Linked DNA regions of Homo sapiens: all the other regions are linked to region 2. A link is a loop called in an ENCODE intact Hi-C map of the cell type or tissue named here. Cell type or tissue: A673. All regions are shown on one strand.

Region 1 (2,500 bases), 390 kb after region 2:
AAATGTAAATGCTGTTTGACATCTATTAGCTCAATGCTCATCCATTGCTGACAGCAGGATCCATTAGGACGCGAGTGTCATGGATCAGAGACATTTGAAATATAGCGAGAAACATGCTACCCGCAGCAGAGGCCCATGTAGATGACTTGAGAGAGCACTAGATGTGCCCACCACTGTGGTCCAGGCACCTCCCCCCCATCTCCCCAGGCTCTCTGTCTGGATTTCCCAAAGGTCAGCTGCGTAGCCAGTCTTCACGACTGCACTCTGTCCACCAAGCAGCCTGCCTGAATGCTGGGCATGGCGGTGACCATTCCCTCCTTGCAAGGTCGGGCTTGCTTCTAGTCTCTACCATTCATGGAATCATCCAAATGATCCAACTCCAGATCAAAGGCCCCACAGGGTCACCCCTTATTTGTATAGATGAGGTAGGCTTGAACAGGTACAGTGACGTGCCTGAGGTCCCAGGGGGCTAGTGAGTAGCAGAGGAGGGATTTGGGGCTCTAAGCCAGTGCTCTTAGTTCTCAGGGCTCTCTGGGTTGTTTTTCTTGCTTCCTTTCCTTGCCTCCCACCCCTGAGTCCAGGTTCTCCCTTCTCTGTAGGGTGGCACAGTGTCCAACATATCCCAGAGACTTAGCCGCCATATCCTAGTGATGGGGGTCCTGGCTAACTGAGTTTTCTAGTTAAGTTCTATGTTTTGACTTTCGTTTAAGTTATTTCTAAGTGTTTTGTTTTCCTGCCTTAGGGGATCGGAGATTATATGGGAGGGGGCACATGATGACAACTGTTGTTATTAAAGCCTCCACCATATGCCATATGCTATGCTAAGTTCACTTATTTTAACACTCACAATAGTCCAATGTAGCCAGATAGTGTGATATTCTGTTTTAGAAATGAGAAGACACAGCTTTGAAAGGATTTGTGATTTGGTTTGCTGGGCGTTTCAGTAAGTTGGTGACTTATTTATTGACCTCACTGTACCTAAATATTCATTCCTTTGTGGTGGGATGTCCCTGTGTCTTGCTACTGTAGCTTTGCTAGGACCCTTGTCCTGAGGACTCTCAGCTCTAAGGCAAGTCTGCAAGGTCACTTCTAAATGGACAGTCCTTGAAAAGCTTAGGAAGAGCAGGCGCATCCATAGCTGTGCTTGATGGGAGGGGAACATGTGGAGGACAGAGGGAAATGGAAAAGAAACGTCCGAGACAAGACACTGAGAAGATGCTGCCATGCCTCGGAAAAGAGGGGAAGATGCTGGTCCAGGCTATTAGTCTTGGACAAGCCTAGGCTTCCTCCCTCTTGATACAGACTGTGGGTTCCGGGTACCGCGGGACTCACCCTCTCTCCCGCGCCCCCTGGAGGTCAGAGGGAGAGTTACGTTTTCCAGGCCCAGAGACCTGATGGCAAGAGACTAAGTAGCCGCTGCAGTTGGAGCACAGGGAACCGCAGGACCAGGAGACTTTACCCAGAGGTCGCTTGCCCTGAACCCTACAGTTGAGAATTCTGTGGCTCTTCTACCATGTGCAAGTGTCCAGAAAAGACTTGCACACATATATCTCTCCTATCTGCTGCTAATTCTTAGAACACCCACTGTTAGGGCTTCATCCCCTGTTTCTTTATGAATACCCCCAAAGTCACGTTGGGTCCTGAAAGAACAGCTGAACTTTCGTTGAGCCACATCATCTCCTACCTGGAAACTCACCAAGCCTGTCTGCCTCTTCATAAGAAAAGTAAGACAGGTTTCTCCTAAGACCCTTGAGCCCGATTTCTGTTCCATATTTGTTTCATATGACAGGTCTCAAACTGGTGGCTCGTGGGCCAGATTCAGCCTGCAGCCATATTTTGATTTATACCATCTTGGCCTGCAGAGGTTTTTTGTAAACATAAAAATATTTCAATATGAATGAGTTGCCATCGTTTGAAAATAAGGGCATTTTACCAACAGATTCAAATATCCAAATATACAGATGATCTTGGAAAGCAAAATGCTTTGATAACCCTGGGCCCACATGACCTCATGGCAGCAACAGGCTTGGGTGAGAGCAGCCGTGTCTCTGAAGGGAATACATGCTCTCCTGCTTTTCCACAGTCCTCACCACTCCCTAGTGCATTCCTCATAGCGAGACTAAGTGTGTTAGATACAGTTCTGTAGAATAAATATGACCAAGTAGAAATTCCAGAAGACCCATGCTCCTTAAATTACTTGTGTGGCCTCCATAGACATTTGAGTTTTCAATCCCTGTTTTGTACTAAGGTATAGAACTTGTTAATTATGGACCAGTAGAGTCAGATGTCAGTAAGGAGATGGGGGAGAGAGGAAAGTGGAGGGCAGGAGGGAAGGTGGGGAAAATTAGAGTAAAGGCTGAAGCAACCCTTTACCTCCTCAGCCCTCCTTGAATGTCTCTAATGATGCTGGTGTCTAGAAGTGGGTCCTTGCTTTAGGCAGTTAAATCTTCCATCATTCTATCTTATTTTTTGATATTTGTGCCTTAATCTATAAATATTC
Region 2 (2,500 bases):
ATGGTGAAACCCCATCTCTACTAAAAATACAAAAAATTAGTCAGGTGCGGTGGTGGGTGCCTATAATCCCAGCTACTTGGGAAGCTGAGGCTGGAGAATCGCTTTAACCCGGGAGGCGGAGGTTGCAGTGAGCAGAGATCGGGCCACTGCACTCCAGCCTGGGTGACGGAGTGTGACTCTGTCTCAAACAAACAAACAAACGAAAAGATACATGAATAAGTAGGGAAAATTCATGAAGGTGTGGCCAGTATTGGATAAATGTATCCAAAGCTTTCTGATGGACCAGATTTTAAGAAAAGGATTTTCCTGGTACATAAACTGCTCAGAGCCTCCAAGAGTTTGATTCTTTCCTTCCAGCTCTCCTGGCACAGCCAGAGGAGGGTTTTGTGTGATTGGCCCTTGAAACATTATTACAATCACTTTGTGGCCTCCTTCAGCTTATTTTTAATTACAAGGTCTATTGCATTTTTAAATTATTAACTCTGACAATTACTTATCTTGGCATTTTCTTATCTCGATGAAAATGAAAACAGCAAGGTCATGTTAGCTCACTTGAGGTTTCGGTCTGCTGCAGCTTAAATTGAGCTGAATAGATCAGCAAATGTTTGCAGTGCGGGGACCAGCTGAGGTTGCAGAGGGTCTGCTCAGGGAACACGGGCAGAAAGAACTTGGCAACACAGAGGCTAGTTCAAGGGCGTTTGGGGCCCAGGTGATCGGAGCCCGTCTGTGGAAGTGGGAGGTGCCCTTGTAGGTGATGATGGCCCATAAGCAGCTTCTTCCCCTCAAGAGCTCTGCGTACATCTCCCCTGGGATAGACAGCCAGAGGCAGAGCCCAGAAGGCGATAGCGACCCTCTGCCTCACAGTAACTTCTTTCTCTGATCTTCTGTGGTGGTCCTCACTCTATGACAACAACAGCAACTAAACGATAACAATAAGTGACTGTTACTGAGTGCTTACTGTGTGTCTAATACCTTGCCCACGACACTTGGCAAATATCCATGGATGCTGGGCACTGCAGGCCCTCATCGCCATGCTGCCTTCTGTCCAGCAGGGGGTAGTGTGACTACACCATAAAGGGGACCTCCTTCTTTACCTGGGTTCTCAGGAAAAAGCATCTTCGAGTTTCTGCTGGATGCTGGAAGGATGCTTCTGGCAGTAAGTCCAAATCTCCGACAGTGAGGGCAAAAGAAAGCATGATTATCGGCCAGGCGCGGTGGCTCACGCCTGTAATCTCAGCACTTTGGGAGGCTGAGGTGGGTGGATCACCTGAGGTCAGGAGTTCGAGACCAGCCTGACCAACATGGTGAAATCCTGTCTCTACTAAAAATACAAAAATTAGCCAGGTGTGGTGGAGCATGCCTGTAATCCCAGCTACTTGGGAGGCTAAGGCAGGAGAATTGGTTGAACCTGGGAGGCAGAGGTTGCAGTGAGCTGAGATCATACCACTGCACTCTAGCCTGGGCGACAGTGCAAGACTCCGTCTCAAAAAATAAATAAATAAATAAATAAATAAAAATAAATAAAATAAAAATAAATTAAGAAGAAAAGAAAGTACGATTGTCATAACTCCCCCAATCTCAGGGCACCTGCAGGTCCATTAGTCCCAACCTGAAGTCCTTTGTTGTTCAGTCCCCAGCTCCACTGACTCCTCCAAGGGCAAAGGGCAGGCATGAACTTGGAGAAATGGCTTCGGCCTCAGTGGACAATGCTGGTACCACGGTAGGGTCCTTGGCAACATGCCTCCTTAGAGATACACAGACGGTTCCTCAACCTGAGAGCCATTTGGTGGGAAGTACAGATGGGGTGCACCCATCCCCAGATGTGTTATATGCATTAGCTAATGGGCACTGCTGTTGAGAGACTGCTTGGCCATTTGGGGCAGCTGGCTCAGAAGGCACGTCCCTCGGATGTCTGCAGCTTCTCAGCCAGAAACCCGTGAAAAAGTTCCATCTTTCCCATAGGCTGGGAGCCAGTCACACCCTGGGTATAATGCCGAAGGAGAAGGGAGCAAGACTGCTGGTGGGACATGGTTGTCCCACAGCAAGACTGTTGGTGGGACAGGGCTCCGACTGCCCTGGCCCTCTGCAGAGCCTCCTGAGTAGGTAAGGTAGTGGCTGGCTCTCTGCTCTGGATGATTTCTGTTGACCCAGTTCTGGGAGTGGTTTCATGGCTTGGGGAAGAGCCAAGAACTTCACAGAAAGGACTACACAGAAATTCGTGACAGCCCCAGGGCCTGCTTGGGACTCTGAGGGCTGAATTTTTTTTTTTTAAATCTTGGGGAGAGAGTTTTGGTTATGGTCCCCAGCAAAGACAGCCTGGGAGATTTCTTCTACCAGCCTCCGTGAGGAGTTCAGATCCTGGGTCCCTCAGCACAGTCCACATCTGAGGCTGTAGCTGTGATGAACTTAAAAATCAATGCTGCCGCCCAACCCCTTGGCTTCAGAAGTGCCCTTGGTTCAAATGTTCAAAGCAGCCCTGAGTTATCTTCGCGGCTTCTCC
Region 3 (2,500 bases), 830 kb after region 2:
GGTCTCAAACCCCTGACCTCAGGCAATCCACCTGCCTCAGCCTCCCAAAGTGCTGGGATTATAGCATGAGCCACCACACCCGGCCTTCTTGTCTCTTTTATGCCATGCATATTTGGCCTCTCCACCACAAGTTAGGCAAGGAAATAAAACTGGGCCTCAGGAGCCTCACACGGAGCCCAGGCATTCTGAAGCTCTTCCTCACTTTTCTACAGCAGATGTCCAGGATTCAGAGGCAAATCGCTGCTTTCTAGGAGTCTCTACCCACAGCTACAGAACTCCACCTTGAACAGGGGTCAGTGTGTTGTTCCTGCTCCTTGCTGAAGCTACTAATAGGATCACACGAGGCTGAGTCCATTGGACTGGCTCAAGTCAAAAGGAAAGAGGGACCTCCGTTCCTCCATCCAGGTGGGATGGATTCACGTGTCACCCCAGGGGCAGGAAGCAGCACTCCCTCCCCATCCGGGGACTATGACCATGTCACACGGGAGGGCGGTACATCTTTGGTTCTTAGGTTGACTTTCTACCTTGTTCCTCTGGAGCCTGGGCTCCTGGTGGGGTAAGGACAAGAAAGGCCAGGAGGCTATGGTAACTCGGACTACTTATGTCTGGGTCAGCTACTCTGCACTTTAAAGGGCAAGTTGCACACCTGTTGTGAGCAATACCTTTGTTCTTCCTGTCTTCAGTGCCTTCCGCATGCATCATCTCACATGCCGGACAGGCCTGGTGTTACCCCCGTTTTACAGGCGAAGGAACTGAGGCTCCTATAGGTTGTCTTTCTCAGTCAAAGCACAGTCCATGATAGGCATCTCCTGGGAACTTGATAGAAATGGACTCTTCGCCGGGCATGGTGGCTCACACCTGTAATCCCAGCCCTTTGGGAGGCCAAGGCAGGTGTATCACGAGGTCAGGAATTCAAGACCAGCCTGGCCAAGATGGTGAAACCCCATCCCTACTAAAACTACAAAAATTAGCCGGGCGTGGTGGCAGGCACCTGTAATCCCAGCTACTTGGTAGCCTGAGGCAGGAGAATCGCTTGAACCCGGGCAGCAGAGGTTGCAGTGAGCTGAGCTCGCGCCACTGCACTCCAGCCTGGGTGACAGAGTGAGACTCCATCAAAAAAAAAAAAGAAAGAAAGAAAAGAAAAAAAATGGACTCTTCAGCCCCACTCTGACCTGCTGAATCAGAATCTGCATTTTAGCAAGATCCCCAGGTATACTGAGAAGCACTGGGCTGGGATCTACCTGAGGTCTGGGAGCAGTCCAAGATTCTTCTTTTTAACAGTGATGTCATACTTTGGGTGGTAAGGACCTAAGAGATTAGTAGCAAAAGGCCTACTTTCTTGCTTGAGCCCCTGCTTGCTAGCTTGAGGACTCTGTTAAACCATACTTATTTTGCTTTTAGCTACCCAGAAGGAGAGGAGGTGGCCGTCTGTGTTCTCCAAACTTCTGGGACTCCTCAAGGAGTGAAGTCTGATCTACGCACGGAACCAACCACCACGGCAAAGGAAGAGCGATGGCGCCCCCATGTGGCAACACAAGCACTGCGATTTCACACAAGACCAAATCAGAATTGGCCGGAGGGGAACGTCAGATTCTTAGGGAGTGTTACTCCAACTAATGCTACACTCAGGGCGACTTCTTGGAAGGCAAAAGCCCCATAGTCTAGCCATACAACTTTCCAGAAAAGTAGCACTCTTCAAAACAGCTGGCATTAAAATTCTTGGCTCTGCCATCCACCCGTTCTGTGAGACTCTTTCCTCATCCCCAAAAATGGAAGGTCTGATGACTTCAAAAAGAGTTTTACCGTTTTTCCCCTCATTGAAAATAATAGAAAACAGTAAAATACTGCATTTCTGCCTTCAAGTATTCACTGAGCGCCTTCTCCATTCCCTGCTTCTTGCCGGGCTGCACGGAGGCAGCTGTAACCCAGGCAGAGTCCCTCCTTCAGTTGTGGGATGTAGAAGACAAGGACAGGACCAGTCACAGAGGAAAGACCTTCACTCATGCTGCGGCCTCCTTTACCACTGCATGGGCCCTTTCAACTTTCCTAACCCAGACAGCTCACCGGCTCCTCATGGCAGCCTTACACGGGTCCTACAAAGCTCCCCACTGGCACTCCTGAAAGGTACCCTATAACTGGAACCATCCTTTTGTGGAATATATACTGACCCAGCTCATCCTTAGAAATCCTTTGCTGGGATTTACATCCTGGAAGCTGGGCCACTGACTGGTCTTCCAAGACCATCTGTTTCCAGCTTTCTCTTCTGCAAGCATTAGCTGAGTCTAATTTAAATAATAGATATTTTAAAATACATTTTAAAGTTCATGTAGAAAAAAAAATGGGAGACCTCCAGTATGTGGTGAGTAAAGGTCTGCTTACTTGTGATAAAGTACTTGCAGTGCTTTCTCTCCCTCAACTGATCCAGGACTCCAAATCTAATAGTCCATCTCGCCCTTGAAGGATGTAAACCCAGACACACTAGTGAACAGGCCCGATAAAA

The links. Peaks named below come from ENCODE experiments on the same cell type or tissue, not always from the same donor. Only the 100,000 strongest peaks of a DNase experiment are listed, where the experiment ranks them.
Region 1: a loop joins it to region 2, with 5 times the contacts of the local background. A loop is called at or near these places in 16 of 110 quality-filtered maps.
Region 3: a loop joins it to region 2, with 6 times the contacts of the local background. A loop is called at or near these places in 25 of 110 quality-filtered maps.

What each region holds. Positions count from the first base shown.
Region 1 is chr5:133,551,963-133,554,462 of GRCh38, reverse strand. All of the region lies in intron 3 of FSTL4 (follistatin like 4), which reads left to right. Among named protein-coding and RNA genes, the nearest start is that of FSTL4, 59 kb to the left of the region's middle. RefSeq lists a silencer at 1,345-1,424. In A673, a CTCF peak has its summit at 1,359 (motif pointing left); a DNase peak (open chromatin) is centred at 1,332; H3K27me3 peaks cover 218 bases.
Region 2 is chr5:133,942,997-133,945,496 of GRCh38, reverse strand. The region is part of intron 3 of LOC105379182 (a long non-coding RNA gene); the gene reads left to right. Among named protein-coding and RNA genes, the nearest start is that of C5orf15, 24 kb to the left of the region's middle. In A673, a CTCF peak has its summit at 1,021 (motif pointing right); a DNase peak (open chromatin) is centred at 1,056; H3K27ac peaks cover 551 bases.
Region 3 is chr5:133,110,417-133,112,916 of GRCh38, reverse strand. It overlaps LOC105379178 (a long non-coding RNA gene), which reads left to right. Exons shown (of 3, transcript XR_948792.2): 3 at 1,402-1,849. Among named protein-coding and RNA genes, the nearest start is that of HSPA4, 60 kb to the right of the region's middle. In A673, a CTCF peak has its summit at 1,537 (motif pointing left); a DNase peak (open chromatin) is centred at 1,506.